Linked DNA regions of Homo sapiens: region 2 is linked to region 1. Evidence: chromatin contacts called from ENCODE Hi-C or POLR2A ChIA-PET data. All regions are on one chromosome and are shown on one strand. The core of a region is the stretch at or near the end of the contact, and the rest is flanking DNA. Distances in the headings are between cores, read along the strand shown. Region 1 has its middle 41 kb from the start of SLMO2-ATP5E. Region 2 holds the start of ZNF831 (zinc finger protein 831).

The links. A loop is a pair of places that touch in the nucleus more often than their neighbours do. ChIA-PET counts read pairs that join two places held with the same protein, here RNA polymerase II (POLR2A). Pooled maps may share reads with other maps.
Region 2: a loop to region 1 is called in a map of CD4-positive, alpha-beta memory T cell, with 2.9 times the contacts of the local background. The contact joins the promoter of ZNF831 here to the enhancer-like site in region 1. A Hi-C loop is called at or near these places in 10 of 168 maps with a recorded cell type or tissue (A673, CD4-positive, alpha-beta memory T cell, CD8-positive, alpha-beta T cell and 5 more), 3 of 37 single-sample maps with no recorded cell type and 17 of 50 pooled maps. POLR2A ChIA-PET finds 5 or more read pairs at or near these places in 14 of 52 experiments (CD4-positive, alpha-beta T cell, CD4-positive, alpha-beta memory T cell, CD8-positive, alpha-beta T cell and 9 more).

What each region holds. Positions count from the first base shown.
Region 1 is chr20:59,082,168-59,085,946 of GRCh38, reverse strand. No RefSeq gene overlaps it. Among named protein-coding and RNA genes, the nearest start is that of SLMO2-ATP5E, 41 kb to the right of the region's middle. Within about 2 kb of position 1,311, at least 3 of the 41 ENCODE cell types and tissues checked have a DNase peak (open chromatin) inside an H3K27ac peak, as active enhancers do.
Region 2 is chr20:59,161,280-59,165,157 of GRCh38, reverse strand. ZNF831 (zinc finger protein 831) reads right to left here and starts at 1,337. Exons shown (of 6, transcript NM_178457.3): 1 at 951-1,337.

The DNA of each region.
Region 1 (3,779 bases), core at 62-2,561:
CTGGAGGAAATTTTTAAATGAAGCAAATAGGGGGAAATAGTGATTTTTCTCCATACATGAATAAAAGTTAATGTTATGAGGCATTTCACACTTTTCTTTTATGTTAAAATTTTATTCTCTGCATATGTTTGTAACTTATAAAACTGCTTGTGTGCCCCGTGTATGTCCTAGAAGAAAGAAAGGGTTCTGGAACCTACTGTCTTTTCATCTCTACCTGGCAAGTACTATTTGAGTTTCTAGAATGAAAATAGGAAAATTGATTAGTCCATTCAGTATTCCAAAGAAAATCTGAAAGAAAGGTTAAAATCTAATAAGAAGCTGGCATTTGTCTTTAGGTCTTGTTTATGTCTCAGTGCCCAGAATCAAAAAAGGCTATGGGTTCTCAGCAGAGACGCAATGATGTTGGCCATAGAGGACACCGTCAGATCAAACCCTATCAGTCCATTTCCTTTGCTTCTTAGCCCATTAGAGCAAAGATTTTTAATTTTCTTTTGAAATGCCTTGAAGTTATAGAGTAAGACAAAACAAAATATTGCCTGAACAGGAGCATTAAATTTTTTTTTTCTTTTTTTGAGACAGAGTCTCACTCTGTCACCAGGCTGGATCGCAATAGCACGATCTCGGCTCACTGCAACCTCCACCTCCTGGGTTCAAATGATTCTCCTGCCTCAGCCTCCTGAGTAGCTTGGGACTACAGGCACGTGGCACCATACCCAGCTAATTTTTGTATTTTTAGTAGAGACGGGGTTTCACCATATTGACCAGGATGGTCTTGATCTCTTGACCTCATGATCCACCCACCTTGGCCTCCCAAAGTGCTGGGATTACAGGCGTGAGGCAAAAAAATATATTTTTTTGAGACAGGGTCTCACTCTGTTGCCCAGGCTAGAGAGGCTGAGTGGCCCAACTGGTTTCATAATTCTCATTACAGAGAAAATCCAAGTATTTCTAATCCTCATAATGAAAAGCATTTCATAAACCTCATTTTTTTTGTTGTTTTTTTGAGACAGGGTCTCACTCTGTTGCCCAGGCTGGAGTGCAGCAATGTGACCAAGGGTCACTGCAGCCTCGACCTCCTGGGCTCAAGCGATTCTCCTGTCTCACCCTTCCCAAATGCTGGGATTAAAAGCATGAGCCACCATACCCAGCCCAAAAACATTTTAATGGGGCACTGAAACAAGGGTAACTAGTTCATTAAAAAAAAATAGTATGGAACCCGGTTTGAGTGTACAGCTGCAAATCCACATGTTCGAGCCAGCTGGACAGCTTCTCCAGGCCACATTCTCTGCCAAGAACAGCCGGGAACCCCTGCCAAGGACTCAACCCTCTTCTCCCTGGGCGGGTGTTGGTTTTGGCTCAGATTCGGTCCCACCTAGACAGTTTCCAGCATTGCAGGTGAAGCAATTAACTGTAAATTTTTTTTAATTAAATTTTAAATGATTTTTAACTAGGAAATGTGCTCCTGTATGCAATGTTGTCCAATCTTCACTCACCCACACCCCTTCACAATTTTTGCCACATCCCTGCACCATCTGTACCATTATTTGCTTTCCTCTTCCCTTAATGGATTTATTTATTTTATCTAAATAGGTTTATTTTAAAAGAGAACTTTATGAAACTACCGTGAATGGGGAAAAAATGGCATCACTAGCCTGGAACAGAAAGTCACCCTCTGGAATGACAAAGGAGCCAGCATGTGCCTGGGCCATCAAGCTGCCCATTCAGCCATGCTGAGTCTTGCCTGCCCACCTCATCTCCCGCCTCACGCCAGATCACACTGCCTAATATTTTACTCAGATGTCTTCTTCAGTTCCCCATTGGAGCCAAAAGTCTCCTTCCCCTGCCCTCTGCTGAGCTGGGGGTCACTGTGCCCTGTCTCTCAGCTCCTCTCGGAGCTTTCTCCAGCCTTCAGCTCTCAAATGTCTTCAGCCTCTCTGCTAACTCATCCTGGCCTGAAGCAATTCTTGCCTGGATTCTCTCCCGACTCAAGACATCCCTCTAAGCGGATTCACGCCCGCCACTCCAAGCCTTTTGGGAAAAACACCTTGCCTCCATAGCTCAGCCGCCTTCTTAGGCCCAGGAACTCAGCCATATCCTACCCATGTAGCTGAAGGTACTCCTTGGAAGGCCCCCAGTTCCTAGATACCAAGTGCTTCTGGGCCCTCCTTCCCGTCCAGCCCAAACTTCCTGTGAGCCAGCTTTTCTTGAAGCATCCTCGTAATTCATTGAACATATAGGAATTTAGGAAGTCCCTCCATGCCCTTTCTCCTGCCGCTCTGCTGTCCTGTCCCCTCTTCCCCTAGTTGGAGGGCATTCCCAAGAACACACCTCTGGTCTTTATCACTTTCCTCTTTCTCCATGCCCTTGGCAGGAAGATGCAATCGCCAGATTTCACTACGTGTGACCCCAGGCAAGTAATATATTTAACTGCCTTGGGCCTCAGTTTTCACATCTGTAGAGTGTGGTGATGGTAGTCCCTAGATCAATGGGATGTGAATCACCTAGTGCAAGTAAAGCGTTCAGCGTTCTGCCCAGAATTCAGTGGATGCTCAATGGATGTTAGCCCTTATCCACCTGCCATGATGTAATAATGCCCAAGTTCACATGGACAACCCACAACCCTGGGAGAGGCTGTAATGTGTACACACAGGTTCACCCTGATCCCTCCTCCTAAGGCCAATATTCAATGCATATGTACCAAATGCCTGTGAGGCACTGCTATTCTCGGCACTGGACAGCCCATTTATGGCCTGAGGGTAGGGCCAGTGATGCTCAGTCCACCAGGCTCTGAGCATGTGGTCTGGAATGTGGTAGACACTCCTCAAATACTTTTTGGATGAATGAATATCAGCCTCTGCTAATAGGAAAGAAAATTAGGTGAGATCAGAAGGGAACCTTCATGATAACAATTAGTAACATCTAGACAAGCAATTGTGTTTACAGAGAGAACCTGAAAGAATTAAAGTAACTATAGAAGCAGGAAAACTGAAATTTTTTGAAATGCAGTGAAAGCTCATTCTTTCATAGAATAATTCCATTTTTTTTAATGTCATGCAATTCATAGTCACATGATTCCCTGTTTTGAAATTTTTCGTTTTTACCAAGTTTTCTTAAAGGATGAAAATACAGATATTTTCATTTGGGTAGCTTTCTTTTAACAGCAACTTGAAATAGTAGTAAAAAATAGTAAACAAATATCAGATTTTATTTCATTATAGGAAAATTGATCACATTTTGATATACTTTATGAATAAAAGAATGAGCTCTTATTAAGGATTTTAAGCAAATTACATTTTGTTAAAGGATTATTTAAATGCAGTAGGTTGGCTTATTTTCTTGACATGCTATTTCTTTTAAGTATATTTCTTTTTAGTGCATTCCAAAGTCACATAACTTAATTATGTTACTGTAATTACCTCAATATTATCTCAACTAAGAGGCTGAAGTCTTTGAATAGCACAGTGGAGCCACTTGAGGGTGCCTGACTTGTTTGCTCAGCATGGTATATCCTGCTTTCCACTGCGTGATTGGGTTTCACAGGACACCATTTGCCTGATCATACAGATGAGCTCATGGAAAAGCTATCCATGTTATTACTGGATTCTATGGAGGCATGTTATGAGTCAACAGACATACATAATCCTGATTTTACATTCCTATTTTTATTATATCACCTATACAATTTTTTTCTTAATACAAAGTATGACATGCTCATTATGAGATATTTGGAAGGACAGATAAGAAAACAATTAAGTCAACCATAATCCTACCACATAATC
Region 2 (3,878 bases), core at 88-2,587, 79 kb before region 1:
CAACCCTCCCCAGCTTCCCAGCGGAAGCACAGCTAAGGAAGCAAATCTCACAGACCCCAACATTGCCACAGAACCTAAGTGTTCTCTCTGATTAATATTAGCCTATGGTCCTAAATACTTGCTCTTAGCTGGGGCAATAAAGCGAGGGTGGTTAAAAGGCATATTATTTTAAACTGGCCCTGACGTTGATTCTGTTTTTCCCAGTCAGCTAATGTTACCATTTTTCTAAGTTGCATCCTGTCCCTCGTTGCATTTTGGTAGATAACATCTCTGGTTTCATTCTTACAGAAAGATTTGCTACGGGAAAGGAGAAACACGTTACCTCTCAGAGCATGGCTTCCATGGCTGATCTGAGATAGCCTCCAGCTCTTTGCTATTTTGGATACTGGGAAGTCAGATATGTGTATAAATACATGGACTATTGGCCCTTGTAAATCTCATTGAAAAATGCTACCCTTGGGTGGCTGATCAGTAGAATTGCTATAAATAGTAGCTCTATCAAATACCTTGATATTTCAATTATATTATATACAAATAAAAAACTTGGCCTAATAAAACATACATATATATGTGTATATATATACCACACATACTTGGGCTAATATGTTCTAACCAATTCACACTTTCAGTTTAATTAGGTTCATCACTGGGAAAAAAAACAGTTTATAAAGCAATAAATTTTCTTATAAATGTTTTTCTGTTTAGTAGAACATGGATTGTGGACCTGGTTTCTGACAGCCATTTTGAATTGTAGTAAATATTTTGACAAAAGCAACAGCAGTATTAAGCACATGAGAGAATTACTTGAACTGGGTCACACACAGTTTTACGTAGCATTTTCCCTTTAACTGCGTGCTTGAAGATAAATATATCATTAAGAACATAGAGTAAAAGAGTTTTTTTTTAACTGACATTTTATATATGCTTATGTCATGGAGCATGTTACATACCTTTATAAACAGTGGAGTGTTTTCAGCCAATGATGCTCTGATTCAAACACAATGATCTGGTTGCCCAGAGAAGACACCCACAGGTCCAGAAAGGACCACTGGGCTGGCCCCACAGAGAAGAGATGAGCTCAAGAGCCCGTGCTCTCACTCTCTGTAGGGAGCTCGCTACTCTTTGCTGAGAGGGCATTTTAGTGTTCTCTCCCAGTTCCTACTCTGCAGGCAGCATCTCAGAGAACGGAGAGATGCTCCCTGAGCCTTAGAAAATAAAATAAAATAAAAGAGGGCAGCCTCCTGTGGCTTGGCCTTTATGTCAAGTCCACGTTTAACTGAGAAAAGCACCATTTCAAGCAACCTGGAAGAGACTCAAGCAGAGATAAAACTTGGTATGGCCCAGAAATAGGAAGTAAATTATTTCCTATACATTACCTAACGTCACGGTAGCAACCCTTAGAAAACAGGAAGAGATAGAAGCAGACACGAAAAAAAAAAAAAAAGAGCCACCGCTCAGCTCTTTAGTAATTGTTACTATTGACCTAACAACCTATAAAGAGCTTGCTGCCCAGAAATGTAGGTGTGCAAAAAAACATTGCATTAGAGATGAGGTTGTTCTGTGCAGGCAAGTTTAAGAATTAGAGCCTAGGTGGTCGTTTTCCTGGAGATGTGGATGGAACAAGTGTTTGCAGAACCTCCACATGTAACCCCAGAGGTTCCTGAGGGCCCAGAATGAGCATTTCCACTGCAATTGACTATGGTGGGAGGTCCCAGTGAAAGATTTCTGCGATGCTGTCTTTATGTAAAATGGTGATATTTTGTTCAACATGGATTTGTTTGAATTAGGTTTTATTTTTAAGATATGGCACTGATCACTCTATTCAACATAGTACTGAAAATCCTAGCCAGAGCAATCAGGCAAGAGAAAGAAATAAAAGGCATCCAAATAGGAAAAGAGGAAGTCAAGTTATCTCTCTTCACTGATGATATGATTCTATATCTAGAAAACCCTAAAGTTGCCACCAAAAGACTCCTAGACCCAATGAATGACTTCAGTAGTTTAAGGATACAAAAATCAATGTACAAAAATCAGTAGCATTTCTATACACCAGTAATGTTCAAGCCGAGAGCCAAATCAAGAACACAATCCCATTTACAATAGCAACACACACACACACACACACACACACACACACACACACCTAGGAATACATCTAACCAAGGAGGTGAAAGATCTCTACAAGGAGAACTACAAAATACTACTGAAAGAAAACAAACAAATGATAAAACACTCCATGCTCATGGATTATAAGACTCAATATCATTAAAATGTCCATACTGCTCAAAGCAATTCAACACTATTCCTATCAAATTACCAATGTCATTTTTCACAGAATTAGAAAAAAACTATTCCAGAATTCATATGGAACCAAAAAGGAGCCCGAATAGCCAAAGCAATCCTAAGCAAAAATAACAAAGCCAGAGGCATCACATTATCTGACTTCAAACTATACTACAAGGCCACAATAACCAACACAGCATGGTATTGGTATAAAAATAGACACACAGACCAATGGAACAGAATAGAGAACCCAGAAATAAAGCTGCACACCTAAAACCAACTGATTTTCAACAAAGTCAACAAAAATAAACAGTGAAAGAAAGGACCCCCTATTCAATAAATGGTGCTGGGGAAACTAGCTAACCATATGCAGAAGAATGTTGAATAGAGTGATTAGTGCCACTCTAATTCCAGAATGAAACTGGACTCTTACCTCTCAATATATACAAAAATTAACCCAAAATGAATTAAATACTTAAATGTAAGACTTCAAACTATAAAAATCCTACAAGAAAACCAAGGAAATACTCTTCTGAATGTCAGCCTAGACAAAGAATTTAAGACTAAGTCCTCAAAAGCAAATGCAACAAAAATAAATATTGACAACTGGTACCTAATTAAACCAAAGTGTTTCTATGTAGCAAAAGAAATAATCAACAATGTAAACAGACAACCTATGGAATGGGAGAAACGATTTGCAAACTATGCAGCCAACAGAGGTCTAATATTCAGAATCTATAAGGAACTTAAACAAACAACAACAAAACCATTAAAAAGTGAGCAAAGGTCATGAAGAGACACTTCTCAAAAGAAGACATGCAAGCAGCCAACAAGCATATTTTAAAAATGCTCATCATCTCTGATTATCAGAGAAATGCAAATCAAAACCACAATGAGATACCATCTCACAGCAGTCAGAATGGCTATGACTAAAAAGTCAAAAAATAACAGATGTTGGTGAGGTTGCAGAAAAAAAAGGGAACACTCACACATTGTTGGTGGGAATGTAAATTAGTTCAACCCCTGTGGAAAACAGTTTGGATATTTCTTAAAGGACTAAAAGTAGAACTACCATTCGACCCAGCAATCTCATTACTGGGTATCTACCCAAAGGAAGATAAATCATTCTACCAAAAAGACACCTGCACTCGTATGTTTATCACAGCACTATTCACAAATAGCAAAGGCATGGAATCAACCTGGGTGCCTGTCAACGGTAGACTGGATGAAGAAAAAGTGGCATATATACACCACGGAATATACAAAGCCATAAAAATAATAAAATCATGTATCCATGCAGCAACATGTAATCCCATGCCTGTAATCCCAGCACTTTGGGAGGCCAAGGCAGGCGGATCACTTGAGGCCAGGAGTTTGAGACTAGCCTGGCCAACATGGTGAAACCCCATTTCTACTAAAAATACAAAAAATTAGCCGGGTGTGGTGGTGCACACCTGTAGTCCCAGGTACTCAGGAGGCTGAGGCAGGATAATAGCTTGAACCCAGGAGCCAGAGGTTGCAGCAAGCTGAGATCATGCCACTGCACTCCAGCCCGGACTACAGAGCGGGACTCCATCTCAAAAAAAAACAAAAAA